3 separate regions of the Homo sapiens genome follow, and regions 1 and 3 are each linked to region 2. The links are chromatin loops, found by intact Hi-C in ENCODE. Cell type or tissue: Calu3. All regions are shown on one strand. Each heading gives the region's core, and the rest is flanking DNA. Links, peaks and the distances in the headings are about the cores only.

Region 1 (10,326 bases), core at 2,007-7,006, 340 kb after region 2:
TGTGCACCTGTTATCCCAGCTATTCAGGACGCTGAGGCAGCAGAATCGCTTGAACCCAGGAGGCGGAGTTTGCTGTGAGCCGAGATCATGCCACTGCACTCCAGCCTGGGTGACAGAGTGAGACTCCATCTCAATAAAAAAATAAATAAAATAATAACTCAGAGGCATGTGGGGCTGCAGTCACAGAATAGCATCTAAACCAAGGTTCTGTTTGATGGGAACAGCACTAGGATTCAGGTCTGGGGTTCCAGTGTTTGTGAACGACAGGAAATACCAAGAGGAAGGGATCCCGGAAGTTTAGACAAACAGATGAAGCGGTCTGTGACTGCAAATCCTGGGGACAGAAGCTGCTGCCCACAAATATGTAGAGAATTGTGCTGTTGAAGAGAAAACAGCCTCATTCTGAGTAATTGATGAAGTTTACTTGGGAAGTCAACTTCAGCTGAACATGTGGTTGAAGTTTTAAAAGGGAGAGTTCTTCTTGTGTGTGTGTCTTTGTTGGGGAGCAAGAACTCCCTGTCAAGGCAGCATTCATGAACAAAGTGAGGACAGTCTACCTGGAATGTTAAGAAAGCATTTCTGCACTAAGGATAGACTTTGGAATAGAAGCCTGCCGAGAACATGTCCAATTCTTAAAAGACTATGATTCCAGGAAGACTAGACCCCAAGTTCACTAGAATCTTGCTAAAGCAACATTTGCTTTGGAACAAAACTCAGGATGAGTTGGTCTGAGAAGCCTGAATTATAAAAACTATCAGAAGACCACATTGTAAGGCTTCTGGAGGGCTTGTCTGGAGGTTCTAGGAGGGGAGAGCTGCTACTCCTACACCCTTGGCTAAGAACAGCCCTCTTCTATCGGTAAAAGTCATCTTCTTTGACTGTGTGGGCAGCTTTGGGAGGAATGCACATTGAGTGGTGGGGGAGGAAGGGGACACTCACCTAGCCAGCCAGATCAGCCAAGTCAACCCTGGTGATCAATGGGGTGGCAGATGTTGCAGCCAGGTCGCCCTCACATCCTTGAGTTGTCATCCTTGGGGACAGTGTTTCTGTGATGACCTAAAGGGCCACCCTCGGGAGACAGTGACATACATTGGATACGAGCATGACTTTGGAGTTACGGAGACCTGGGTTTGAATTCTGGCCCTGCCATTTATTCTCGGTAGGATACCGGGGCAAATTAGACTCTCGGTTTTCTCATTTACAATATCGGAGTAATTATATAGACACTATTGTGTCAGAGAAGCATTACAATAAGGGCTCTTATTGACACTCCAAATTCTTTCTTTTTCTGGATCACAAAAACAAAACCAATATGTGGTAAAAAAAAAAAAATTGTCCTCCAAAACATACATATTGAAAACCAGAAGCAAACATGCCCTGAAATTGTGCCTCTCAGATATACCTGCTATTTATCCTTTAACTTTTATATATTTTTCACATATACTTCAATGAGTTTTATTATTTTTATCATGAAAAAATACAATAAACTTGACACATTAAACATTAAAACTTGACAACACCCTTACAACATTCTGTGTGCTCTCCTACAAGTCTACTATCAGTTAAAGTTGTCTTCTTTGACTGAGCGGGCAGCTTTGGAAGGAATGCCCATTGAGTGGTGAAGGAGGAAGGGGACACCCACATAACCAGCCAGATCAGCCAAATCAACTCTGGTGATCAATGGGGTGGCAGATGTTGACTCCAACATCCTTTGATAAAACATAGCAGGTTAAAGGTCTAAGAGATATAGGTACTAGGAACCTTCAGATTTGGAAATCTAGTCTTTATCATCACCTCCACCTCCGTCATCACAACCACCACTGCCACCATAACTACTATCACCCCCAGACCATCATCATATCGACTACCACTACCACCACAACACAATTATCATCACTACCACTGCTTCCATCATCCCTACCATCACCATAACCTCACCCCCACCTCACCAACACCATCATCACCATCACCGCCATCACCACAATCACCACCATCATCAGCACTAAAACCAGCCATCACTACTATCATTGTTACTGTCATCAGCACCACTATCATCATCAACACCATAATTACCACCATAATCACCACCATCACCATCACCACCATCATCACTACCAGTTATAAAGTGCCCCTGGGCAAGCCACTTGATCTCTCTAGATTCTATGTGTGCATCTCAGGCTTTTGTTTACCCATCTTTAATTCAGCGTTAAATATCTACCTGACCCTACACAAAGTTTTAATAGCCCTTTCCTCTATCATTTGTATCCAGATCCCAGGAGACTTATTGGCATTCAGTTTTAAGCGTCCACACTAGGTGAAAATGCACTACATTTTAAATTTATGTTAAAATTCTCTGTAGCCCATACATTGGGAACTTCTCTGATCCAAAGTAAGTTTTTACTGTCAAGTTCTGGGTCTCTAAGACCAGAGATCTTAGAAGATTTAAACACACAAATGCATCCAAGAAAGAGCAGGAGAAAAGCCAGCAATACAGAGAGGACTTCCTCAGCCTGGTGGTTGTGATGCCCCGTCTTGAGAGTAAACTTCCCCCAATAATCTGGGCAGTCTTTTATTTTTCTGGCCTCCATCACTGACCTGTTGCCTCATGGCAGTGCATTTCTGAGACACGATCAAGACATTCCATTGAGTTATACTACATCCAAATATCAGACGCTGCCTTTGAACCCTTCTGACAAACCACAAACTTAGGAACCAACGTTGACACAACACTCAGCGGATTCAAAACACTGAGCAGGGGAAAGGAGAGGGTGTGGGAAAAGGCTCTTTGATTAAATGTGTTTCTTTCTCTTTGTGCTCTAATGGGGTCTAAGGTACTGCCTGGCATCTTGGAAGTTCACGTGCTTGTTTTCTGAAGAAAGTCTCTGTCACATCCTCTCTCAGAAGTTTTCGGCCAAGAGCAATATTAGAGATTTGTTATTGGTTTAAATAACCCAGCATTTCCATGGATAAACATTCAAGCAAGAAAAGGAAAGCATAGAGGAGAAACTTCTCTTAAGAGAAAAAAAGGATGTGAAGAAAGTCAAGATATTAGCAGTCAATGTGTCTCATTTTCCAAAGAATTAGGCTTATCTTTTCACAGACCTTTGTCTGCTGGAATGACTGTCTAACCTCCATGCCACGTTTTTAATCCCTGCAAACTGATTTTAGTTTTTGCCAAGATGGATGTTGGATCTGAATGAAAACCAGAGTCATTTATCTTTGCCAAGGCATTTTCTTCTTCTTCCGCAGCGGAAAGTTATGGAGATAGGTGCTTTCTCATCGGAATGTGCCCCTTCCAAAATTATCAGGCTCCTGTGGTTTGCTGATAACCAAAAAGACTCAAGCTCAGAGGTGCAGAAACTCATTGAGGATAAATGAAGAGACCATTAAAAAGAAGACATATGTCTTTGTAGCCAAAGAGGCAACCAAGAAGATATTTTCTGAATGTGGGGTAACTTCATTTGCTAAAATGGGGGTCATGAATGATTATGCACCTCCATTTTCAAAACTGGACTCAAATTCCTTTACTTGTACCTCTTCTTTAGGCCTAATGTTGGGGGGGGAACATTAGCATTCCAGGCACCTTTTCAATTAAGAATAAAGGCTACAGGGCAATTTAAAGCCAATGACTGATTTCTTCCTCTCCCCTCTGCTCACGGAGGAGCCGAATTTTCTTTGAAGCCAGGATCGGAATCTGAAGCCTGGTCAATAAGACAGCTTAGACTGCTCAGAGAGAGCCTACTTTGGTTTGAGGTATAGGATAAATGTCTAAGGGCATTTCTGTCCTCCTCAGTGAAGCCAGGTGTGTGTTTTGTTGAGAGAAACAGCAAACAGATACAGATGCTAGCATTATACAAATACAGTGTTAGCAACCCCAACACTGCGGGACTTAGAAAGCATTTAATTCTTCTAATTCATTACCATTTATCACCTATCTCTCAGCTCAAAGAGCCTGGAGATTTGGAGTTTCTTTTAGGGATGCCAAGAATAAGCACATCACCCACTAGGGTACCCATCTCATATTAATTATTAATAGTTACAAAACACTCCGGTTATAGGTTGTATGATATTTGGCTACACATTAAGCCATCAATCTTACTAAATTTCCTTTAACATGCAGGAAATAAAAGCCAAGAGTACCTCCTTGGAAGCCAAATGGTGCAGAAAGAGGAAATTGATGAGGGTTATGTCACTCAGTAGTGAATCTGATTCATCAGAAGTGAAAAAAGTCATCAAAAACTTTGTTCAAAAAGCCACAGGTTATTTTGAGCAAAGTCTGTTTCTCCCCCCATATGCTGATAGATTTCCTCTCATGGTTAAAGCTACACGTTTTTTCACAGAATATTAAAGTTATCAGAATTTGGAAGATAGAAGACCCATGGCAGCAAAGGTTCTGGCCTATTTGCTAGAAGATTTCCACTGGTTTGGGGCAGCTTGCAGGGCCATTGTCCTTTTGTGTTTCTGGCTGATGGGATGGAAAGGGACAGAAAACCAACCTCGGTTCATGCGGTGTTGGTACTGCCTGGAAATATGTATTGTTAGTGCCCTCTAGCGGCCGAGTCTTGGCTGGACATTAAAAGACATTTTTCACCATGAGCTGGGTGTTGAGTGCTTTTAAAAAGCAATTTTGCAACTTGGCTGTGGCCACTGTGCTCTGCTTGGAGTGGCTTTAGACTTCATGATGCTGGTGCTTTCATGTTAAACTGTTTCAAAGCCTCTTGTGGAAGCAAGAGCGTTTGAACTAAACTACAATTTTTGAAAATGGCAACTTGAAATATTTTTACCTCCAACGTAGACCATTCTTTGCCTGCATGCTTCCCTCTGGATTGTCTGTTCCCAAAAACAGCATCTTCATTCAATGAGTAAATGTTTTCTATTACTCAAATTTATTTGGCAAAATAGACTCGGGTAATAGAACATTTTTTTCTTCTTCATACTAATTGTGTGCCTTGCGAAGGCTCTAAAATCATTCCATTTTGACCTAGAAATTCATTTTCTAGGAGTTTTTCCTAAGGAATCACTATGAATATGAACAAGATTGAGGAACAAGCTACTTCTTAGAAGGTTATTCGTAATAAAGAAGAAAACAACCACCTAACGGGCCAACAATACAGACATTGATAAATTATAGTTCATCCAACTCATGGAGTAGGAGGTAGTAATTAAAAACAACATATTATGATTAGAACCGGAAATACCATTTGACCCAGCAATCCCATTACTGGGTATATATCCAAAGGAATATAAATCATTCTCTTATAAATACACATGCACACCCATGTTCATTGCAGCACTATTCACGATAGCAAAGACATAGAAACACCCCAAATGGCCATCAATCAATGACAGACTGAAGAAAGAAATGTGGTACATATATACCACGGAATACTATACAGCCAGAAAAAGGAATGAGAACATGTCCTTTGCAGGGACATAGATGAAGCTGAAAGCCATTATCCTCAGCAAACTAACGCAGGAACAGAAAATCAAACGCCACGTTCTCACTTATAAGTGGGAGCTGAACAATGAGAACACATGGACACAGGGAAGGGAACAATACATGCTGGGGACTGTCGGGGGAGGATGGGGTGGGGTGAGAGCATTAGGAAAAAGAGCTAATGCATGCTGGGCTTAACACCTAAGTGATGGGTTGATAGGTGCAGCAAACCACCATGGCGAACGTTTGCCTATGTAACAAACCCACACATCCTGAACATGTACCCCGGAACTTAAAAAATAAAATTAGATAAATAAATAAATAAAACGTACTATGGTTTAAGAAGATCCTTTTCAAACAGCTGGGGACACTGGTCACTCAAGTGACTTTCCCGGTGTCTCACACAAATCCTCAGTGGTGGTTATGTGGGTGTTGATTTTGCAGTAGGTCATTGAGCTACACATTTTCTGAATATATGTATTTATAATTTTTAAAGAATATTTTTTATAGTTTAAAAGAAGATTTAAAAAAAAAATCAAAGAGACCAGGTATTCTAATCCTTAATTTAGCTCTGTTTCCCACACTAGTCTACTCCTTGGAGGAACGAAGGCACAAAAGAGAAAAGATGGAATTATGGTCTCTGGGAACTAGATTTTAAAATTGCATTTAAGAAATACCTAATGTAGACGACGGGTTGATGGGTGCGACAAACCACCATGGCACGTGTATACCTATGTAACAAACCTGCACGTTCTGCACATGTATCCCAGAACTTAAAGTATAATTTTAAAAAATTGCATATAGAACATCCCATTGGTGGGACTGGATTTGTTTGCAAATGGTCTTGTCAGTGGTGAAGTGGAAGAGAATGTGGAGCCCCACTCAAATGAAGTTTGCAACTTGTCAGCAGATCTGGAAAAACAATACAGTTAAAATTCTTGACTCTCTGGAGATAGGAAATTATTAATAAATTTCACGAATGCATATTTCCTTATTGCCATTACAGTTGTGAGGGATGGCTGTATCTTTTGCTGTTATTTTTAAACCCCATAGAATATTTGTAGAAAAACAATTTATCTAAATGTATGAGGTAGTTTATAACTTCTCTACATTTCCATGTCAGAAGCAAAGAGATAAATAGTTAATTCTGAGTTACGTTTAATAAGTATTCATTTGTATCTCTTCACCAGAGACGAGAGAAAAGCAGCTTAGTCCCAGACCTCAAGGTACCCCCGAATGGCTGGGAGGAAGTTTGACATCCTTGAAAAAAAATAGAGAGCAACATAAGGCAAGTGAATGCGGTGTACAGTATAAGCATTATAATGCTCTAAGGAATAAAATCAAGTGTCAAGATGCATAGTTTATAGTAAGGAGATATTGCGTCAGGCTAATTCGGATATAAATCTGTATGAACATGTGATCTTAAATCTCTATGGCTCCACTTTATCTACAAAATGAGAATAATATTGCTACTTACTATTGTAAAGATTGAATGCACATTGTGCTTCCATGTTTATTGCAGCACTATTCACGACCACCAAAATTTGAAGCAACTTAAGCATCTGCTAACAAACGAATGGATAAAGAAAATGTGGTACACATACATGATGGAGTACTATTCAGCCACAAAAAAGAATGAGATCCTGTCATTTGCACCAACATGGATGGAACTGGAGATCATTATATTAAGTGAAATGAGCCAGGCACAGAAAGACAAACTTTGTGTGTTCTCACTTATTAATGTGAGTTTAACATGAAAACAACTGTACTCGTGAAGATAGCGGGTAGAATGATGGTTGCCAGAGGGTAGGAAAAGCAGTGGGGAGTGGATGGAAATTGGGGATGGTTAATGGATGTGAACATAGAGTTAGATAGAAGGAATAAGATCTAGTATTTGATAGCACAACAGGGTGACCACAGTCAGCAATAATTTATTGTACATTTCAAAATAACTAAAAGATGGGGCCGGGGGAGGAAAAGCATCAAGAGAAATAGCTAATGGATACTGGGCTTAATACCTAGGTGATGGGTTGATCTGTGCAGAAAACCACCGTGGCACATGTTTACCTATGTAACAAACCTGCATATCCCGCACCTGTACCCTGGAACTTAAAAGTTGAAGAAAAATAAGGAACGCATTTAAACCATCTGACTGGCAAAACAACAACAACAACTAGAAGAGTATAATTGGATTGTTTGTAACACAAGGAGAGGATAAATGCTTGAGATGATTTATACCCCATTTATCCTGAGGTGATTATTATGTATTGTATGCCTGTATCAAACTATCTCATGTACCCCATAAATATATACACCTACTATGTACCCACAAAAGCTTTTTAAAAATAATTTAAAAATTTAATATTTTAAAATTAAAAAAAGAAAGAAAATGCACATTGCAGGCCGAGCGCGGTGGCTCACGCCTGTAATCCCAGCATTTTAGGAGGCTGAGGCGGGCGGATTGCCCGAGCTCAGGAGTTCGAGACCAGCCTGGGAAACACGGCAAATTCTCTATGAAAAATACAAAAATTAACTGAGCATGGTGGTGTGTGCCTGTAATCCCAGCTACTCAGGAGGCTGAGGCACAAGAATCGCTTGAACCCGGGAGGTGAAGGTGAAGGTTGCAGTGAGCCGAGATCGTGCCACTGCACTCCAGCCTGGGCGACTGTGAGATTCTATCTCAACAAAAAAAAAAAAAAAAAAAAAAAAGCACATGGCTGGATTAAATGCTCAAACATATTAATATAATATTAATTACCAGTGAATACCTTGAGCCTGGCCAACCAGAGAGCCTTGGATGGAGACTCCCAGTCTTTGCAGCAAGCTGGGTGTGTAGGTTTCTACCTTTAGGATGTGACTTCCCAACCTGACGAGGAGCCAAGATGCTTGAGAAATTGCCATTTCCATATCATTTGTCAGTTTCTCTCAGCAGATGGTGCTCTTGAGACCTTCACCCACATGAGTTCAGAGGGCAAGAGCTCCAATTTGGCTACCTCCCAAACTAAAGATCTTCGTGTCCAAGCATTGTCACCAGGAAGCGTATTGCTGAATAAATGCATTCTTGAGTTAATGAATGGGAGGCAGAAAGCCCTGATGCAGTGTCAAAGGAGGGCCTGGTCATCTGGGGGTTTGTCTGGCAATTGAGCCAGGGGCCACCTTCTCTACTTCCCTCTGTAGGGTCGTGAGACTTTGAGGAAGAGACACAGCCCCTGGTGCCTGGAGACCTGGTTTTTAGTCCTGGCTCTGATTCTTAGCTTGCTGTGTGATCTCAGGTTTTCACTTGTTCACCACAGCACCTACTTCCCCCTTCATAAAAGGGAGACAGCACCAGTGGGGCTCAAACCCTTTGATAAAAGCTAATATTTTTAGGCTGGGCATGGTGGCTCACACCTGTAATCCCAGCACTTTGGGAGGCCAAGGTGGGTGTATGGCTTGAGCTCAGGACTTTGAGACCAGCCTGGGCAACATGTTGAAACCCCACCTCTATCAAAAATACAAAAAATTAGCCAGGTGTGGTGGCACTCACCTGTGGTCCCAGCTACTTGGGAGGCTGAGGTGAGAGGATCGCTTGAACTCAGGAGTTTGAGACCAGCCTGGACAACATAGTGAGATTTCATCTCTACAAGAAAAATTAAAAATTAGCTAGGTGTGGTGATACATACCTGTAGTCCTAGCTACTTGGGAGGGTGAGGCAGGAGGATCGCTTGAGCCCAGAAGTTTGAGGTTGCAGTGAGCTATGGTCATGCCACTGCACTCCAGCCTGTGTGATGGAGCAAGACTCAATGCCTATATATATATATGTATTACGTAAAATATATGCAAATATATAAAATATATTAATTTTGTGTGTGTGTGTGGGTGTGTGTGTGTGTGTGTTTAACGGCTGTCAATTCTTTGACACCTCTCTCTTCGAGTGATGAGTTCTATGTCACTTCTCCTTGAATCTGGGCTGACTTTAGTGACCCTGTTAAAATCAATGGGGTATAGTGGAATTAATGCTGTGTGTTTTTGAGGCTGAGTCTTAAGAGGTGAACCAGCTCCCACCTTATTTGCTGGAACATTCTTTCTTGCACCCTGGGCCACCATATAAGAAACCCAGCTTCCCAACTTCCCTGAGACTGCCCTATGGTCAGGCCATGTGTGGATGCTGTGGTGAACCGCCCAGCTGAGTAGCTGACAGCCGGTGTCACTTGGCAGCTATAAGTAAGCCACCGTAGATCCCCAGACCAATTGCGCCATCAAATGCCTTTAGCATCTGCCAACATTTGGCTGCACTATATGAGAGACCCTGGGCAAGAGCTCCCCAGCTAAGCCCTTCCAGAATTCCGGACACACAAAATCGTGAGCAAAATAAAATGATTGTTTCAGGCCACCAAATGGTGGGTTAATTCGTTACTCACCAGTGGTAACTAGAACACACTCAGAGATGGAAAGGGATTGCCCCAAGACCTCCATGGGAGGTGGCAGACCAGGGCTTAGAATACAGCTTACCTAACCCTCAGCCAGAGTTCTTTCTGCCTGCTCCAATGTGAGGTTGAGACTGTTTCTCAAGCTCTGGGGAGACGCTCCCCAGTGGATATTCTAACCAGGATGGGAAGTGTCAAGCTGTGTAACAGATCTCTGTGCACGACGCCAGGGAACACAGAAGAAAGGTCACATTCCTTCCAGGAAGAAGCGACAAATCTCCTATACAGAAGAATTCCAAATAATTGATGTAAATTCTCTGCAGTCATGGCAGGGGAGCCTAACTCCAACACCTTTGGGGTGATCTGAGTGTAGTGACTTCCTTCCAAACACTGCAATATAGAAAGGGGGAACAAAGAATAGCTTTACAATGGAGAGCCCTGGCAAACAGTACCTACACCAGGTGATCAAGTGGTAGGGGAGAA
Region 2 (10,326 bases), core at 2,470-7,469:
GGATTGAGTGGTCAACAGAAGTCTCCACCCCTTGTGGAACTCAATCTAGTTAGAAACAGTCACATTTACAAGATTGTTAGGGGACTATGATACGTGATACTCTGATTTGTTAAAAGGTGGAGAATTGAGCTATGTAGCTCAGATAGCCTGAGCTTAGTACTAGCTCAGTCTTCACTTCTGGCTGCAAGATACCACACCTTTTGAGATTCAGGGAGGGGAGAGTTTTAGCAGCACATAGTATCTGTTAGTGCCTTTATACTACTAGAAGGTTAGGTGCCAAGTGGGGCTCAGAAGCAGACCTTGATTAGCGTCTCCCCTATCCATTTTGTCAAGGGGCAGGATTTGTGTTCTTCGAACATTCCTGGTAAGGTTTTTAAACCAAGAACAGCATTGATACAAGTCCCTTAAGGTCAAAGCCCACACCCCATGCAACTGTAAGTCAGCCTCAAGTTGAGAATGTTTGCTCTGAGGCAACTAGCTTTGCATGGAAGACTCCCTGCCCGTCTCCATCTCAAGAGTCCTTTGAGTCCCATTTCCAAGCATGAGATTCAGGAACACCTGCACAACACAAAAGCCTGTTTGCTGGTCTCCATTTCCCTACAGGAAGGGGGTAGTGAGAAGTTGTTCCATTTAGAACACTGAGGCCCTGGCTAAGACTCCTTGTTCCAGGGATGGACAGAGAAACATGAAATGCCTGCTCCACAATGCTATGTTGAACAACCAGAGGAAGTTATAGGATCTCACAGGTAAGAACTATCACACATAAAGGAACTTGCTGTGCCTTGTTCATAAGAGTTTATGCATTCACAGTGGGGGATGAATTATCCTTTTTGGAAAGCAGTTTGGCCAACAGCTAGTAAGACTTAGTTATATCTAAACACTCTTGAAATCCAGCAGCCCCAGTTCTGGAAATCTATGCCATAGTAATGGGAGCACCAGCTTGAAGACCTACAGGCAACAGTGCTTATTCAGCAGTGGGTTTAGGGGCCAAAAACCAAGGGAATAAACAGCTTTTGGTCTGGGGGTAGGTGTGTTATAGGCCATTACAAGCCATTGAAATGACTAAGCTAGTCTGTTGACTTGTTTCAGACTATTAGAACTGGACTGAGAAATCCACTTAAATATGAAGTCAGTTTAGAAGGGAGAAAGGTGTGACATGTTCAATCAAAAGAAACCTGGAGCTGACTAGAGCAGAGAAAGTTGTCATGAATGATAGTGAGCATTACATGCAAGGACAGTCCAAGAAGTTGTCTTTGTACCTAAGAGCATCAAGATGAAATGTGAACTGATAAGACAAATCCACTCCTGTAGTTGAGGATGTCAACACCATCAGTAATGGGCAGAACCAGAAGGCATGGACATAACTGATCAGTCAACTGGGCTTTGTGACCACTTATACAATAGTTTGTTCCTGTTGAAATAAAGATGTTCACTCCACTGAACAGTCACCAAGACCGACCATGTTTTGGAAATAGGAAAGCCAAGCCCAGAGAAAGCAGATCCCTGTCACTTGCACTTTTAAGAAAAACTGAAGTTTTGTCCACCTTCCCTATACATACCTCCAAAGAGGGTAGCCTGAGACTGTCCATGTAAAGCACCTCTTAAGTGTTCATTTTGGGTTCACGATTTGTGAAGATCTATTTCGGGGTGAGAGGTGAGGATCCGTGCATTCATCTGGGCCCACCCATGACCTGAGACAGGGGCAGGCAGGCATTTCTAGCTACAAGACTGAAGCCTTGCTCCTGAGTCATACTTTAGATGCTGGGGACAGTCATCCTGAGATTGTCTCTTCCTGGACCATACATTACTACTATTTTTTTTTTTTTTTTTTTTTTTTTTTTAAAGGTACTAGGATAAGCATCTCCCTGCCTACCCATCGTCCCTGGGCACAAACTGCCCAGACCCCTGTTCCCAGTTAGGCCATGTTGTCATGCCTCACAATCACTATTCAGGACCAGCTGATTGGGCTGAGGTGACCACCTGACCCTGGAGCAGGTAGCTTACTGGCTGACTGCTGAGGACCTGGAAGAGGAGGAGCTGGGTCAAGCTGGAGGTGTATTTAAGGACAAAACCACACAGCAAGGAGGACAGAAGTGGAAAGCTTCTTTTGCTATAGAACAGAGGTCAGAAGAGACTTGACCAGAGCCTGGAAGCCTCCAAGAAGCCAGGCCTTCAAAGCTGCTTCAGTTCGATTCAATTCCACCAGGACCTTTAAGACAATTCCTTCTACCTGGGTCCCTTGAGGAAGCACATAAACAGGAAGTACACAGTAGGAGGATTCTGTAGACCGGTACCCATGACTCACTTCCCTCAGCTACACAGCAGGCTCCCAGGAGTGTGGAGTACATAGCTGCCTTCCATCCTGGTCAACAGGGTGATGAGTCCATCCTGACTCATACTGTGGAGGACAAGCACATGAAGCACATAACTAAGCAGTCAAGCTAGGTTTTACGGTGACTCGAGTCTATATGGCCATTCAGGAGATGCCACTTGTGTTCAGTTTCCTTTCTGGCTGTGGCTTATAGAAAAGCATCCTATTTTTCCCCAATATCACCCCACCTACCACCACCTTAGTGCCCAGCTATAACTTGAGCATATAGCAATGAGTATCTGCCTCTATGTACCATGAACATCTTCATCCCACTTCAGGAAAGATGGAATAACCTTATGACAGACCCCATCACACAGGTTTTTTCCACATGTGTGCACGATATAGGACGTTCCACTTTGTTTCCATGATGTATGCTGTTATATAGCATATTCTTTGCTTCCGAGTTATGACCCAGTACTCACGCAGTAGTACTTGCTTCTTGCTCCCACTAACACACGAGTCGTTCTCCCCTGTGTGGCACCAGGGGCTAAGTCAAACATTAGCCCAATAAATATTGTTGGGGCCAGATGAAGTCATTGCCCTGAAGTTCATGGACCTGTGTCTAGAAACAGGTTCAGAAAACCCCAGGCCAACCATGTGTATCCCACAAACTAGAAAACCAGCAGGCTAGACTCCTTCAACTGAAGGCTAGAAGTCCTCCAGGATGATTAGGCTTCATGTTCTTCCCATTGTGATGGCCCTTCAGGGAGTTGCCAGATACTAGAGGTACTTCACTTTCTGAGTCCAGTTACTCACTACCCTCAGTTCTCAGTTGTAGGTTGAAGGTTTCCTCTACCCTCTGAAGAATATGTAGAGTAAGTGCCCCAAGGGTGGAAGCATGCACCCCAGGAGTTGACGGTGGATTTTTTTTTGTGGGTGGGATAGGCATGGTCAAGTTGTTTTACTGAAGATCATAACTTCAGGCAGGGTCAGACATTAAGTTCAAGACATTGTTGTCCAAGACATTCTTATATGCCCACTTCATTTTTCCTTCATAAGGGCTATCACTACCTGACATCGTGTGTTCATCCAGAACATTTCATGCAAGCAGGGACACTCCCACACTGCATCCTCAGCACAAAGAATCTCTGTAGCATGGCAGGCATTCAGCGATCTGTTGGAAGGATTACTCTACTACATTCCTAGGCTAAGAAATTTGTTTTCATATCCTGTTTTAAGATGTCTTGGACTAGCAGCCTCACATCTTGAGGGCTTAAAAGTTAGGCTTCAGTAGATTTGAAGCCATCCCCCTGATTCCATAGTTCCTCACCTCAGGCTCTGTAGTCCCAAGTTGAGATGTGAGCTTGGATTTAAATACAGTATGTGGAAGGAGGCCATCGAGCAAGCAGTACCCAGAGGGCTGGGGGCTTGGTCATCATTGCCTTTGGCAGCAGTTTGTCATTGCTGGATCACTGGAGGGCTAGCACGAGCCTGGGATGGGCTTTGATGTTCTGGTTTCAGGAGCATCTGTGCAGTCACCCACAGGTCACCTGTTAGCCGGAGGAGTTCAGTATCCCTGAAGGGCTGAAAGATGAAAGCTGGGAGAGTTACAAGGATGAAGACAGAGACCCCCTGGAAAGAGTTAAAGGTTACTCAGCCTTAGGGGAAGATTTGCCCCGTTCGAGACCCTGACAGCCGCCAATTGCTACACTACACCATCCCCGAAACCCCTAAGGTAGGCAGTTATTCATTGCTTTTGTGAAAGGTTAAGAGACTCACACAAACACAGCTGTTGGCAACAAAACCCAGACTAAAACATCCCTGAAGGCGAGACAAGGTTTCCTCACAAAACCTCACATTGAAAGACTAGGAAGACACTGGTCTCACATTTAGAAGTTGTGCAGCTTCGCTCCAAAAACTGATGCATGAGCCCAAGACAATCTCATCTTGGAGGTCTTTGACTTTGCCATCTCCAACCTCATAACCACATTGAGCTTAGGTAAGGATAGGGACTTCCAGAGCCTGGCCTCTTTACTCTCACCCAAGGGAGGTTCAGGGAAAGACAAGTTACCAGGCTGAGCCAGCTATTGTTTCAGAGCATAGAGCACTACTGTTCCAGCAGTGTAGAATGTTGAAAACAGACTTGTTACAACCCATCCTCTTGACTCCCTAGGGAATACCAAGTGTTTGCTATATTGCAATCAACTGCTAGTAGCTGCCAGGAATATGGAGAACTCCAGATCCATGTAGAAGCTCACTATAAGCCAAGTTCCGTGATGGATTAGCAATGTCTACCACTGGTGCAGGGAGGAATGGTGGCAGGACTTGCCATGCAGTGAGCAATTCTCACTCCATTTTCAATAGGAAAGGGAGGGCTCAGGACTGTCAGGATTGGTTTCCTTGCCCTTGATGTGGCACTGCCCTGGTCCCTACAATTCTACAAGAACATAAAGGGGGGGGGAAAAGAGTAGGTAATCCTAGCAAACATTTGGAGACAACAGCCCAGGAGCTACTTCCCTCTCGAGGGTAGAAGGTAGTGAGGTCTCAGTGTACCACTATAAAGGACACTCGAGTTCTTGGGTGGTGAGTACAAAGCTGGCACAAGGACTCCTTCTGACCTAGAGGGGGCAGCACTCACCCATCATAGGGATTTTTCCATGCGAAGTTAAGATCTCAGGAGGAATCCTTTTGCGCCTTCTTACAAGGGGCATTCGAGAGTTCTTCTCCCACCACAGCCAGGAAGTCGTGTCAGGAGAGGTCTAGTTCATTATCGCCTATAAGTATAAGTTGTGAGTGATGACAGCATTAGTAGCAGAGCTAGTTTAAGTGAGACTTAGGTATGCTTTGGACATTATACAAGCTGGAAGGATGCAGCTTTTAGTCTTAGGCAGCCTTCTTAATTTGGGATATGTAGAGTTCATGTCTTAAAAGCTGCGTCTATGCAGAGAAATTATCTGGTAGAACATACTTAAGTCCCTGAAGATGAGACTCAGCCCCAGAGCTCCAGAATCTCATGTTCCAGCTACAGGTGCTGGGGTCAGTGAGAGCCAACATCTCTGTCCTCAGGGAGGCTAGCAGGGGATGCCATAAGTGGTAGAGCAGCATCCGCACAGGTGTGGCCCAAGGCATACCCTATGTGGGTATGCCTCATATAACCCTTCGAGTGGGCAGACCTTGTGCATGAGATCATGCATATGATTGTTCTGTTATAGGACAAGATTGTCCTGGGTGGGCCTGACACAGTCACACAAGCCCTTTAAAGGGAAGTCAGACTCAAAGCCTAGAAGGATTCGACACAGTTGCTGGCTTGAAAGTGGAGCTACATAGCAAAGGATGCGGGAAGCCCTTCGGAGGAAAGCAGCCCGCAGTTGACAGCCACAAAGATACTGCAGTCCTACACTCTAAGAACTCAAGTTATACCAACAAGAATGAGCTTGGAAGCTGACACATCCCCTAGAGCCTTCAGATGAGAATGTAGCCCAGCTAACACCTTGATTTCAGCCTTGGGATACCAGAACAGTCTCAGTCACTGCCTGGATGACTGGCCTACAGAGCTGAGCTGCTGTTTTATGCTGCTAAGTTTGTGTTATGCAGCAATAGAAAACAGGCTATTTGTATTAGTTATGTCTGTTATGTCTGTGCTTTGTCATAGCTTAAGCACTGCAGGGAGACTGAGCTTGGTTGTGGGGATTTTTGGCAGCCTTTCAGGTAATACCTTTGAGATGGTGCAATTTTGTCTACTATTCTGTTGCAGATAAAGGCAGAGGCTTGAAATGATTCTTAGTGAGTCTTACTAGACCAGGAACAAATTGGGTTGATTCATCTAGCTGAGGCTGGAAGTTGTCAGTATAGTTTTAGAAGGCCCTCGGGCATTAGGATGTGTTACCATCATTGAGGTCTGTACCATTTGGACTGTAGAGAGGACTTCTTGGGATAAGATACTTCTAAGCTGGCATCTCCCCTGTGAGTGAAGCTCACCCCCCAGAGGCCAACGCCTAAGGCATGAATTTGAATCTCAGTCTACATTTAGGACTAGTTCCCTTAGGAGGGATGTCAATCAAGAAGAACACCCAATATTGTGGGATCTACATTTGAGCATCCACTGTGGGCCAGGAGCCTGAAGTTAGTTCACTATTAAGGTTATTAGAGATAGAGAAAGATACTTGGAGACAAGAGCTTGTCTGGTACACGCAGCTCTTTGTTGTGTCTTGGATTTAATAGGAATCAAGAGCCCTTTTGTGAGGGTGGAGCAAGACAAATAGACTTTGAAAGTCCAGAACTGGGGCAAGCTGCCTTTGAGAACAGCAGCAGCTAACATCTGACTCACAGCAGACTAAGCCAGCCAAGACCTCTTGACTAAAAGCTTAGAATTTTAGCATTGTCTTCAGCCTAGACTAACCCTAGCTAAGTTTGCTAAGGACTGGATTTGGACTGAGAAGTTTGACTCCTACAGATGCATGTGAGCTTAAGGAGTCTATGCTCTGCCAAGAGCATACTTCCGTTTTACAGTGGTGTTGCTGACAGGCATACTCTTGCTTCACCCGAGGGTCAACCCCGAGTTTCTCCCCTCCATTCTAGGTTATATTCCAGGATGTTGTGCTTGGCCACCTTGCTTTCATCAGTGGCCTGTCAGCACAGCAGGAACCCAGAGGGCCTACCTTCAATATTCAGCCTACCTGGAGAGACAGAACCACACCACACGATCTTGAGGCTTATTCCATGGTGGTTATTGAAGGGATGTCTTCTCATCCGGTGTTCTGAACACTTTTTCAAGACCACAGCTTCTGACCCTTGCCCTCTTCTACAGCTCACTTGAGCTCTAGGACAGCTGTCTCTCCTTGCACAGGCTCTGTACTACCTGCCCCGCAGGTCTATGCACAGGGTATTCCCTCTGCTTAGAGGGCTTTCCAACCCACTTGGCTTCCTGGGATATGAGAGTGCAGTGAGCCCTCAGCTAAGGGAGGTCAGGGGATTGTGGGAGTCCATAGGAGACTACCTATAAAAGGTTTCCCAGGGAGGGTAATCCACTGCCTTTTGAAAGGCTTATATAGTCTGACTTCTCTACTTACCCCCTAACAATTAGGTCAGGCTCCTGGGCCTGGAACTGAGCACATACCCTGTGCCGGTTACGTTCTGAAAGGATAAGAGAAAGCAGGCATTTTAAGAAAGGCTTGCAGTGAGGAGATGTTGTATATCAAGGCTCAGATGAAGGGGCCAGGAGGTGAAGCCCTAGAAGAAAGCTGGAGTGGATTTTGTCCTGTGGGCTGCTTCTCCCGAAACCCAGGTGCACATGGCTTTTGTATCTTCTCTACTGGACAGTCACTTCAATTTCTAGAAGACACTTCATTGTGTGGACAGCCACCCCATCCTTCCTTGTTCTCAATCAATGCCATGCCAGAACTCAGCCTTAAGAGCATGCATTATTTATCTCTAATGGGAATAGTTATTCACAGCATTAATCAATTAATGTAGATATTTCATCAGGGCTCTGAGTAGCAGGGAAAGGGAGGACCTGAAGATTCGGGGCAATCATTGCTAATTCAAGAGCTAGGGCTGACCACGCTAGCTCAAAACTTTGAGCAAGAAATTTCCCCTAGACAGGCCTCAGTTTCCCCTATTTGTATAAAGAAGGGTATGTCCAAAGGGTATGGCTAAATGACTCAAGGACCCCCAGCACTCATCTTTATAACTATTAAAGGGACCTGAAGAGGAAGTTAGACTTCCCAGGAATAGGTGGCCAACACAGCTGAAGCAACTTTAGCTTAGACACCTCCAGGAGTTTTGGGAAATTTTTTTTGGGAGGTGGGGGGGACGGTGCTAAGTGACTCATACACCCAGAGGCAGCTAAGTTTGCTTGCCATGATCAGCAGCTCAGCTTCTTAGACCTCCCTGCCTAGGGTAAGGGTTGATTCTCACTTTCGATGTAAGTAACGCATACTCATGACTCAAGTCAAATAGGAGAAATGCAAAGCCTGCAAAAGCTCGACTTTTTATCTACTTGCGACTTGCCTGGTTTTGGATCTTAGGATCATTTGATTCGGTCTATGACTTGTTTCACTGAGCTGAACCATAAGCTTGACTCTACACCCAGTCATTATTTAGATTTTAGTTTTGCCTTATAAGCCTTTACTCGGGGCTTTAAGTATCTATGGGGTAAATGTTTCAGTTACTGGCTTTGCTTTCCAACTCCTGTGAATACCCTTAACTCATCTCCAAGGACCACTGTACTATTGGAAACCTCATGTGATCTATGGACATCCTGTGTGTCAGTTTCCTCTTGCCTGCTGCAGGAGCTAAGTGTTACTTGAGATCTGACCTGTGTCAAAGTTACATGACTAGTCAGAGGTTCAGCCCCAGCAGCATCAAGTTCTACAGCTTGTTCATGTCACTTACATGTTCTCCTACCCTAGGCTTCTGTTTCAGTTGATGCTGCCACTATCTGCTTAGCCCAGAATTAGGATTTGGCATTTTCTTCTTGTCCCCTCATCCAATGTCTAGTCCTTCAAATCCTGTTACCTCTTCAAGGGAGAAATCTACTTTTGTCTCATCCTTACTGATCAAAGTCCCATCTCACCTGGGAAATGAATAGCTTCCTAACCAATACCTCATCTTACTCCCTGAAGTCCATTCAGAGCTACAGTGATTGAGGGAAAGCAACGTGCCACTTTTGGGATAAAGCTTATTGTTTTGTCCTTAATAAGGAACTATAGAGCTTAGCCTCTCTGCACCCTCAGCCTCTAAGCACACACTGCCCTCATACACACACTATGCTCTAGTCATTTGTCCCAGGCTCATTCCTGCCTTGGGACCTTTGCACTAGCTGTTCTACTTTGGATGCTTTCCTGAGATCTTTGCAGAATCCATTATAGTTCAGACATTTGTTTAGATGCTACTTTTCAGAGGTCTTCCTGGACTCCCAAGTCTGAAGTTACAGTAAACCCTATGCTGTGTTCAGGCTTAAGAGCATGAGTTAGATAGGATGAAGTTCTACGCCGGGGTATATGGTTCAAATTTACAAAATGAATGCACTAAGTGTTAGAAAGCCTCAGGCATGTGAGAGGGAGATCCCCCGGGGAATCCTCTAGATTAAAGATATCACCTAGACAGATCACATTTCAGGATGGCTAGGATACTTCCTAAAAGCATTTGAAGACTTTTGCTTATTACTGAAAATGCATAGATGTAGAGACTCGTCTCCCACAGGGTACTTTAAGTCAAATGCAAATGGCTAGGACTAGAGGTGGTCTTGAGCTTGAGTCCAGGTTTACAGAGAGTTTGTCTATTCTTTATGCTTGTTCTTGGGTTAGTGTCTGGTACATAGCAACACTGACCTATCCCTCTTGTTTAGCCCCAGAAACCATTTTAGGTGACTTCAGACTGGTTTCAGAAATGACTTAGTCTGACTTGGGTCAAAGCAGAAGAACTTGAAGTTAGAGATCAGTGCCTGGAACAGGCCCGCTGTCCTTCAGCACAATGTTGTCTCTAGTAGGAACTGAGATGTTAGTCTTTGCCGTGTTCACCATGTTACCACTGGAAGTTTTGCACCAAGAACTCCACTTTCTCAAGTGAGGCTTCCTCTGACTTGATACTTCCCCCTGGAATTCAACTGTCACTCAGGAAGTGACATGAAAGCCTTCAAGGCTGTGACAGCATCACACTGGTCAGCCTGATCAACCTATTTATAACAAGGCCATGGAAGGCAAACAGCCTTTCTCTACCGGGAACCCAGTGAGCTGAAGTTGTGCCTGACACTTTGTAAGTGGAACAAGGCCAGAGCCATCGAGCCTAGTAAAGCAAGACTGAAGTCAGTTTACCTGGGGTAGGAAGAGGAAGAGGGAGCATCAGTTGAGAAGTGGAGACATAACTAGCAGGTTAGAATGTGAAGAGGTGGCAGCCAAGTCCCCATGTCAGAATCTAAGGGCACTAGGAGCGACTGATAAACCTGTTTCACATACGAAGATGGTAGAGGCATGAAGAGACCTAACTGTCAGTTGTAGTTGCCATTCTGCCTAGGT
Region 3 (10,326 bases), core at 2,383-7,382, 310 kb after region 2:
AAAGTCTCCCAAATCTGACCCTAGAGATAAACATTGATAGATTGGTTTATATTCTTTCAGAATTTGCTCAGGGCAGATAGTATTGCATACCTGTCTATCAGGCTTGGGGTACATTCTGTCTACACAGAGGTGATTTGGTAGGTGGCTGGAGGTAGAACCTTCCATGGGCCACACACCTGAGCTTGCATGGGAGCATGAGATGGGAGCCTCATGGATTATCTGGGAGCATTTCTCTGCCTTGTTTCCAGCTGTGAACAGAGACAAGAGGGGAGTCTTTTTCTCAATGCCTCCAATAGTCCTTGAATGACCTTGGACAGTCCTTTTAACTTCTCCAAGCCTCATTACCTCATCTGTAAAATGGGGGAACTAGTAATATCTAGTTTGAAAAATTGTTGCAAATATTAAATGAGTTGATGCATGCAAAGCCTTAGCACTGGGTTTCTCCCTGTTGGCACATGGACATTTGGGGCTGGATACTCTGTGATGTGTGGACTGTCCTGTACATTGAAGGATACGTAGCAGCATCCCTGACCTTCATTGATGGGATGCCAGCAGCACCCCCGCCAGCTGTGACAGCCTAAGATGTCTCCAGACATTGTCAAATGTCCCCTGGGGGAGGGAAGGAGGAACAGGATCACCTTCCCCACTGAGAATCACTGTTTTAGCACAATGGAGCATATTAAATACTCAATAAACTCTTCTTAATATTAATATCATCATTATAACAGGGTAGCACATTTACTGAACATAAAACATTCAATGGCTCAATTAATATAAATCCACTGGCATTTTAACTGTCCATGTAGGAGTCCAATTTCTTTTCCTACTCACAGGCCCTTCAGATCAAATACTCAGTTTAACCTCAGATGCAAACTTCTCCATAGAAGAGCTTTTCATTTCTATAATATTAACATACTGGTGAAATACCACATAATGATATGATTCAGCCACTTTTATTTCCTTTCTACCTCCTGAGTCCCCCCGCTTTGCCCACAGGTTAGAGACAAGACGAAGCCTACAATTAAAAAGCTGCTTTTCCTACTATATATACCTAATTTCTCATTCCTCATTTTGCATTAAAGTGTTTTTCCACAGAGCCCTAGGAAGATGGGATTATGTGGGTGCTTGTGTTCATTCATGGGCTCTTTAGGATCTAAACCCCCAGGGATAAACTTGGAAAATGACCGAATTAATCACTTATGATCCGCATTCAGTGCACATTATCATAATATTGATATAATGCACACACTGTTTTTTGCTTATTTCTATATTGAGTGAGGCCCTGCAGCAATTTTGAGGAAATTTGAGACTCGCGCACCTGGCTAAACGCTCTCTCTCTCTCTAAATAATCCAAGGTCTCCCGGTTTGCGAGGATCAGCCTAAAATGAGTTACAGTCGCCAGAACATTTTTAAGTAGGGAAATAAATTAGAGTGGTAATAATCATAACAATTATATAATAAATGTTAAGAATTGTAAGTTCCCCAGCGGTCTTAATAACTTAATTTTGTTGTTGTGGGGGAGGTTGTGGAAATTCCATCATCTGCATCTGGTGACATCATCAGGCTGAAATGAGAGGACAGGTTTCTTAGTTCTGAATGTCACTAAGGTGCTGAATGAGGTGGTACTTTGGCTTTCCCAGACATTTGCTGGGTTTGAATTATTAAAGTCATCATTTGCGAAATTTAGGGCTTCATGAATATTGCCGGGTTGACAAACTCCCTCTACCACCTTCTCTTTGTCTTTCTTTCCCCCTTTCTCTCTCTGTCTCTCAGAGAACTCAGGGCAGCCACAGCTGGACAAATCATCTAGTTCCCCCCTCCCAATAATTCCTCCATATCCAGCTGCAAACTGAAGAAAAATAGGACTGAAAATAGACATGACAGAATGTCCCCAAACAAGAGACCCTTCCAGGAACCATGATGACTAGAAAGCCTGTTAACATTCTCAATCCTGTGTGCTGGGAGGTAGGGTTTGGTCTGGAATCCTTCCATTCAAGACACATGAAAGAAAAAGATTCAACCATGTACAAATCAGACACAATTCATCGTAACGCTAGTCAATGTTTACATGCCAGGTGTTGAATGAAACACTTTGCTTACATTATCTCTTTTTTCCTGCAGTCGGGACTATTTTTAAAGTTTTATAAATTGATACATAATAGATGATATACATATTTTCAGGATACATGTGATAATTTAATGCATTCATATAACTTGTAAAGCTCAAATCAGTGTAACTGGATTATCCATCACCTTAAGCATTCATCTTTTCTTTATGCTATGAACACTCAAATTATTCTCCTCTAGCTATTTTGAAATATACAGTAAATTATTGTGATCTATAGTCATCCTACTGATCTATCAAACACTACATCTTATTTCTCCTATCAAATTGTATATTTTTATCATTAATCAACCTCTCTTTATCTTTTCTTCCCATCACCCTTCCCAGCCTCTGGTAACCACAAATCTACTTTCTATCTTTATGACATCCACTTTTTTAGCTCCCACACGTGAGTGAGAACATGTGGCACATGTGTCCTTCTGTGCGTGGCTTATTTCACTACACATATTGACTTCCAGTCCATCCATGTTGCTGCAAATGACAGAATTTCATTCTTTTTTATGTCTGAATAATATTCCATTGTGTGTGTGTGTGTATATATATATTCCAATGTGAGATCTATATAACTATAGCTCACATTTTCTTTATCCGTTTATTCACTGACGGACACTTGGGTTGCTTCCATGTTTTGGCTATTGTGGACAGTGCTGCAATAAACATGGGAGCGCAGATGCCTCTTCAGTATATTGATTTCCTTTCTTTTGGAGATATGCCTAGAAGTAGAATTGCTGGATCATATGGTAATTCTATTTTTATGGGTTTTGTTTGTTTGTTTGTTTTTGTTTGTTTGTTTTGAGACAGAGTCTCACTCTGTCGCCCAGGCTGGAGTGCAGCAGCATGATCTCGGCTCACTGCAACCTCCGCCTCTTAGGTTCAAGTGATTCTCCTGCCTCAGCCTCCCGAGTAACTGGGATTACAGGCAAATGCCACCATATCCGGCTAATTTTTTTTTTTTTTTTTTTTTTTGAGATGGAGTCTCACTCTGTCACCCAGGCTGGAGTGCAGTGGCACGATCTTGGCTCACTGCAACCTCTGCCTCCCTGGTTCATGCCATTCTCCTGCCTCAGCCTCCTAAGTAGCTGGGACTACAGGTGCCCGCCACCATGCCCGGCTAATTTTTTATATTTTTAGTAGAGACGGGGTTTCACTGTGTTAGCCAGGATGGTCTCGATCTCCTGACCTCGTGATCCACCCGCCTCGGCCTCCCAAAGTGCTCGGATTACAGGCATGAGCCACCGCACTCGGCCCATATCTGGTTAATTTTTGTATTTTCAATAGAGATGGGGATTCGCCATGTTGGCCAGGCTGGTCTTGAACTCCTGACCTCAGGTGATCCACCCACCTCGGCCTCCCAAAGTGCTGGAATTATAGGCATGAGCTGCCATGCCTGGCCTATTTTTAGTTTACTGAATAGCCTCTATTACTGCTTTCCGTAGTGGCTGTACTAATTTACATTCCCACCAACAGTGCATAAGGGTTCACTTTTCTCCTTAACATCTGTTCTTCCTTGTCTTTTTGATAAAAGCCATTTTATCTGGAGTGAGATGATATCTCATTGTGGTTTTGACTGGCATTTCTCTGATGATTAGAGTTACTGAATAGTTTTTCATATACCTGTTTTTTTCTTTTTCTCTCCTTCCTTCCTTCCTTCCTTCCTTCCTTCCTTCCTTCCTTCCTGCTTTCCTCCCTCCCTCCCTCCCTTCCTTTCCCTTTTTCTATTGAGTTGTTTGAACTTCTATGTATTCTGGTTATTTTTATTTTAAATCCAGCTCCTGCAGGATACTCTGGTGATTAATTCCGTGTCAAATATAGGTTGCAAATATTTTCTCCCATTCTGTGGAGTGTCTCTTCAGTTTGTTTATTCTTTACCTTGCTATGCAGATGCCTTTCAGCTTGATGTAATCCCATTTGTCTATTTTTGCCTTGGTTGCCTGTGCTTTTGAGGTCTTGCACAAAAAAAATCTTTGCCCAGACCAATGTCCTGGAGCATTTCCCCAATGTTTTCTCCTAGTAGTTTAAAAGTCTCAGGCCTTATGTTTAAGTTGTTAATCCATTTTGATTTGATGTTTGTATATGGTGAGAGATAGGGCTCTAGTTTCTTCTTTTTACATATGTTTATCCAGGTTTTCCGGCACCATTTATTGAAGAGGCTATCCTTGCCCCATTGTATGTAATTAGCAGCTTTGTTGACAACGAGTTGGCTATAAATGTGTGGATTCATATCTGCGTTCTCTATCTTGTTCCGTTAGTCTATGTGTCTGTTTTTATGTCACTACCATGCTGATTTGGTTACTATAGCTTCGTAGTATATTTTAAAGTCAGGTAGTATGATGCCTCCAGTTTTGCTTCTTTTACTTAGGATTGCTTTGCCTATTCAAGGTCTTTGTGGTTCCATATAAATTTTAGGCTTGTGGGAGGAACTATTATTTTACCCATTTTACAGAGGCAGAGACCAAGGCTCAGAGGGTATGAATCACTTTTTACAACAGCTTTAAACAGGAGAGGAAGAGGTTAAACCCAGATTTGGGTGATTCCAAATTGTTTCTCAACCTCCTAGGAGCTCCAGTATAGTGGGTGGAAGCCCAGACTATGGGCTTGTTTGACGGCTGACTTACCTTCTAACCAGTTCTGTGAACGTAAGTCAGGCACTCCACTTTTCAGTGTGCCCAGCTGTGAATGTGAAAATGATCATAGCCAGGGTCACTACCCATACTGTGTCTTTATGCAATTAGAAGAAGGCACCCTTCCCTCAAGTCACCTTACTTCCACATTGGAATTTTGTCATAATATGCTGTCATTAAAACAAGACACCTTACTGCCATCTTCTGGAAAATGGTTGTATTAAATACAGTCAGCCCCCTGTCTGCGGGTTCTGAATCCAGGGATTCAACCAACTGCAGATGGAAAATACTCAAAACAACAATATAAAAAGTGCCTGTACTGAACACATACAGGCTCTTCTTCCTGTCATTATTTCCTAAACAATATGGTATATCAACTATTTACATAGCATTTACATTGTATTAGGTATTATAAGTATTCTAGAGGTAATTTAAAGCATTAAAAACAATGTGTAGGCTATATGAAAACACAATGCCATTTTATATCAGGGAAGAATCCTCAGATTTCGTTATCTGCAAGGAGTCCTGGAACCAGTACCCCATGGATACTGAGGGGCAGCTATATATATAAATGTGCAAAGGCAAGGATAGAAGGATGTGAATGACATCCCTTTTGTACAGTGCATGACCTGCACAACTGTGCATGGTTGCCCAGACAATTCCTCACTGGAGTATTAGAAAGAGAATTCCTCACTGGAGTATTAGAAAGAGAAATGATTTAGCACTTTGGTAAAAAAAAAAAAAAAATCACACACAGTTTCTCAGCAAATGCTGACTACTCTTTTAAGCTCTGGCTCAAAGAGATTGGATAATGCTGTCTCTTTGAGACAAGTGACAGTCACTGAGAAATCTCACTTGGGGATCGTATTGCTCAGTCAGTGGCAGTCTATTTCTCAACACGTATGTCCCTTGCCCCATGTTTTTGAGCACTGTGGCTATCCTGGACAGCAATTCTCAGCTCCTTTCTTGCCTCCCAGCCAGAAGAAAGGATTGAGAGAACTTTCTGGGGCTGCCTTCAGAAATCACATCTGGCATTTCTTTGATACACTGAATCTCTGACACTCCCTGGACTGCCTTGCAAAATGTGGAGTTTGTTCCATGAGCTTAGCCCCTGGCCCTGGGGTGGGATAAGGACATGGGTCTAGGGTTCCACAAAAACTTGGTTTGAATCCTATTTTTTCTGTTTACTGCTGTGTGACTTTGGGTGAGCAACTTAACCTTGCTGGGTTTAGTTTCTTCACAGGTGAAAAGGAATGACTTGTTAATCTATCTATCACACAGAGCTATGGCCTGAAGACAAAAGGAGAAATGTGTTTAAAGCACTCTCTGAATTAAAGTTATAATCATTAACAACAGGGAACGATAATTCAGATTTTTAATAGGTCATCCATTTCCAGCTGCCAATCTGATCTCTGATGACCTTTCTGTTTGAACCCCAAATCTGAAAGACCTTTATAAATACATTTAAAAATGTATTTGTAGACGGGCACAGTGGTTCATGCCTGTAATCCCAGCACTTTGGGAAGCCAAGGTGGGTGGATCACTTGAGGTCAGGAGTTTGAGACCATTCTAGCCAACATGGTGAAACTCCATCTTTACTAAAAAATACAAAAATTAGCAGGGCATGGTGGTGCATGCCTATAATCCTAGCTACTCAAAAGGCTGAGACAGGAGAATCACTTGATCTCAGGAGGCAAAGGTTGCAGTGAGCTGAGATCACAACACTGCACTCCAGCCTGGGCGACAGAGCGAGACTCTGTCTCAAAAACAAAACAAAACAAAACAAAAAACAAACAAACAAACAAACAAAAAAAGTATTTGTATGAAAAACTAAAAGTCTAATCATGTTTACTTCTGCATTGAAGGCATCACAGAAAATTAGATGGATCCCAACTTCTGTGGTACACAGTTGCTTCACTCAGGAAGTGTTTTACCCTCACAGATGTTTCTTCTCCAAAAACAAATACCCTAGAGATACCAAAGGCTATGAATGGGGAACCAACCAGCATCGTTTCCTCTCCACGGTTCTCAGGCTGCAGCACCCATTCCTCTAACCACTGTGTGTCTTTTTTTTCCTGGAATTTTAGGCAGCATCAGGACATTCCCTGTTTCCCAGTTTCTCGTCTTATGTTTTCTGTCTGCCTCATCCCCCGTGCCTGGCTCTGAACCTCCAGTGGCTTCTTTCTCAGCCTAAGGATCTGTGGCTTATTGAAAACGCTCTGGTACACAGAGTACATGCCTGGGTTGTTACTGGCTAAAAAACAGCTGTTTTTGGATGGCAGTGTAGTTAGTTCATTCTGGGGGATATGAGCCGGGCAAGGAAGAAGCTGCTCTGAAGGGCAATTCGAGGTACAGAAATGCAGATCCCAAGGCGGCTTCTTCTAGAGCAGGTGGCATTCCCTCTCCAAATCCATTCACACTTCCATTGTCCTCAAATGTTCTTAAATGCAAATGCAGTGAAAATTTCACAGACATGTATTGTGCAAGAAGGGGATCTTTGGAGGAAACTTGCCTGATCTCTGAAGTCCACCATTCAGCCGCTGTATACAAATTACTTCCCCTCTCTTGGCCTCAGTTTCTTCATTTGTAAAATAGGAATGAAAGATACTTCCTACCTCCTGGGTCTGTTGTGAAGATTAAAAGAGATAATGCTTTAAAAACGACTGGCAAAGTGTCTGACTTGGGGCAAACACTCACTAAAGCTTAACCATTATTACAAGCCTTTTAATCAAATAGAGGCTTTGTAGGGGAAACCTACTCTTAAACCAAGAAGAATTTTGGAAAACTGATTTATTTAACATATTCTGGATGTCTCTGGCTGGTCTTTTCCATTAAAAAAAAAAAAAATCTGCTAAGGAGGCTACAGTCTCAGCACAGCACAGCTTGTCCCAGGCCACACAGTAAGTTTGATTTGGGCTCCCAGGAACAAAATCCAGGCCCCTGACCTCACGTCAGATGGCCGAGCCTCCCTGCTCTCAATCACAGCCAGAAATGTCACAGTGAACGGAGTCACATTTTAGGGGAGGAAAATAAGATTTCTCTCTTGCCTTGATCTGACCCGGGGATTCCAATCAGAAAACAAGCTCAGCGCCCTTAAAATCTCCTCTGTCTCCTTCTCTTCATTTCCTAAATGCGTGTTCCTCTCAGTGATACCCAAACCCCCAAATGTTTCCCAGCCAAGACTTGGACTTTGAGGGCCCCTTTCAGGTGCCCTGGCTAAGAGGGCAGGGACCAGAATGAGGCTTTGCATGGGCCAATAAGATGGTGAAAATATCTCGGTAATCAAGACAAATAATATTTTAATGCAGTATATTTAAAACGCCAAAAATGAATACAAAAAGAATCCCACGATGAACAAAACGTAAAAATTTTACATTAAGAAAAAATCAATAACCAGGATAGCGCCCTCTTACCTGCAGCCCACGATGTTACTAAATAAAATGAGATTTAATTCTGCTCCCTTAGCCTTATTCCTTTTGAATTTCCTGTAAGGGCCACATTCACAAATTTCCACCTCCCCTCCCTGGGCGTCCCCTTCCCCACAGAGGTGAGCTGGGGTGAGAAGCACAGAAGCTGTTGGGAAGGCGAAGGCCAGCGGAAGAGAACTCGTGCGGGACTTTTCAATTTTTCATCTTGTTTCTAACTCCATCTAGCCCGTCCTCCTTAATCAATAAAACAAGAATTAGGTCTCAGATCCAAGAGTCGCTTTCTGTCTTCCAGTTTATGACTTTGGCCACCTCGCAGTCTTTTAGGGTCGCCGGACCGGCTTCCTGGAATACCTGAGGTCGCAGATTCAGGTAGTAAACAGATGTGGGGTCCACCCTCCGCCAAATGGGCGGGGCAAGTTCAACATCCCGCCTCCCCGACCTTAAGTGCGCAGGGCGCCTGGTGCTCGCTTGCCGAAAACGTTAAACATTTTTCTTTGATCCCGCTCTTTTTTTGGGGGGAAAAATGTCTGGGGAAGAGGGAAGTAGTGGGGGAGTGAGGTGCCTGCCCAAGCGAAATTTTGATGCCCGCCTGCCTCTGGCTCCAGCTCCGCCCTCACGGAAGGGGGAGAACTTCGAATTCCAGAACCGGAATCCTTGCCTAATTTTTTTTTTTTTTTTTTTTTGAAATTGATCGATTTTATCCGGGAGCTTCAAATCGAAACCAGGAGAGAGGCTTTGAAATGTCAAAGAAAAGCTACGAAAGAAAAAAGGGGTGGGGTGAGGAGGAGGAGGAGGAAGGGGAGGGAGATTAAAAAAATAATAATAAGGCGGGGAGGCAGGCAGAGGTTTTCTTTCGAAGTGTAATCGCGGCGCTGCGTACCTTTGTAAGGGTCCTTAACCTTTTCACCCTTTTGGTGGTGGCGGTGGTGGGCTCCTCGTAGCTCTTTGAAAATCTAATGGGAGCTATGGACCGTCTGCCTGGAAAAATGCCCTTTAGGTACATGCTTGGCGGGAGCCGGGAGTGAAACCGTTTTTTGCGCAACTTGGGAAAGTTTTTGCAATATTCTCTGCTCAGCCATTTGAGTTGGAATGGAACCGTTCCCAATTTTAATTTTTGAAGAGACAGTTTTGCCTGGAGTAATCTAAACCCATTTTGGCGGGGAGGGGAGGGCGAGGGGAATTTCAAAATTTATGCCTTCTTCACCTTCTGGAGAAGGCAAGATCCGGCAGGCGACGCTGATTAGCTGGGGGTCTCCGATGCGACCCCGGACTCGGAGCAGGAAATCCTGGGTGCTCCTGAAGCTCCGCCTGCCCCGGGTTCCAGCGAGAGCACCTCGTCACACTCGGGGCGCTGTCCCCCAGTCCTTTTCCTTCTGGACTCCAGGACCTGAGGCTCCTGCAGCGGAGAGCTGGGGAAGGGGGATGAGTTCAAAACTATCTCCCTGTCCTTCCCTTTGAGATAAGGCATCAACCTGGGAAGAGTCCCGACTGGTGCAGGGAGCTGCCTGTTCAGGAAGCCCGGGAGATGCAGATTCGATTGATTTCAGAGAGCTTCCAGTCTTTTTCCTGCCCTGGTGCTAAGAGGATCGAAATACATTTTTTAGGATTCATGGGAAACCTAGTTCTCATTATTAAGAGGCTGTTTTGAAGCCCCTCTGATGGCAAGGAGCCCTGGCGCTTGGAGCGAGAAAGTGGGTGCAGGTCTCTCCAAAGAGAGCTGAGCTCATTCTGCAGCTCCCTTTCCAGCAGTGGTTCAGGGCTGGCGCTGCAGAGGGAGGAAGGCAAAGTGGGCACGAAAGGGCTCTGAGGTCACTGCCGGCAGCTGTCCCCAGTGGCCAGTTATGGGGGGGAAGGCACAGAGAGGCTTGTGGGCTGAGGAAAGATGGAGGGAACATCAGAGAGAGATGTACAGAGAGATAAAAAGAGAGAGAGGAGCGTCAAGGAAAGAGACAGCTTGAGGAAGAGATGCATACAGGAAAACAAAGCACAGTGAGATATTGAAACAGACACGGATAGAAGCAGCGGGAGAGCAATAGACAAGAGACACACAGAGCAATGCAGAGAGAGACACAGGTGGGAATTGCAGCATCCTGGGACTAGAGGGTGCATCACCCACAGCCGGGTGATCCCGTGTGGCCAAGCTGCAGTAAGG

Evidence for each region. Peaks named below come from ENCODE experiments on the same cell type or tissue, not always from the same donor. Only the 100,000 strongest peaks of a DNase experiment are listed, where the experiment ranks them.
Region 1: a loop joins it to region 2, with 10 times the contacts of the local background. A loop is called at or near these places in 47 of 110 quality-filtered maps.
Region 3: it touches region 2 in a loop (25-fold over the local background); 45 of 110 quality-filtered maps call a loop at or near these places.

Annotation. Positions count from the first base shown.
Region 1 is chr12:114,504,171-114,514,496 of GRCh38, forward strand. It overlaps the pseudogene RN7SKP216. Among named protein-coding and RNA genes, the nearest start is that of TBX5-AS1, 100 kb to the left of the region's middle. In Calu3, for the core only: a CTCF peak has its summit at 4,540 (motif pointing left); a DNase peak (open chromatin) is centred at 4,531.
Region 2 is chr12:114,161,625-114,171,950 of GRCh38, forward strand. No RefSeq gene overlaps it. Among named protein-coding and RNA genes, the nearest start is that of LINC02459, 75 kb to the right of the region's middle. RefSeq lists an enhancer at 1,607-2,806. In Calu3, for the core only: no CTCF peak of the experiment used is centred there; a DNase peak (open chromatin) is centred at 4,947.
Region 3 is chr12:114,471,400-114,481,725 of GRCh38, forward strand. No RefSeq gene overlaps it. Among named protein-coding and RNA genes, the nearest start is that of TBX5-AS1, 68 kb to the left of the region's middle. In Calu3, for the core only: no CTCF peak of the experiment used is centred there; no DNase peak of the experiment used is centred there.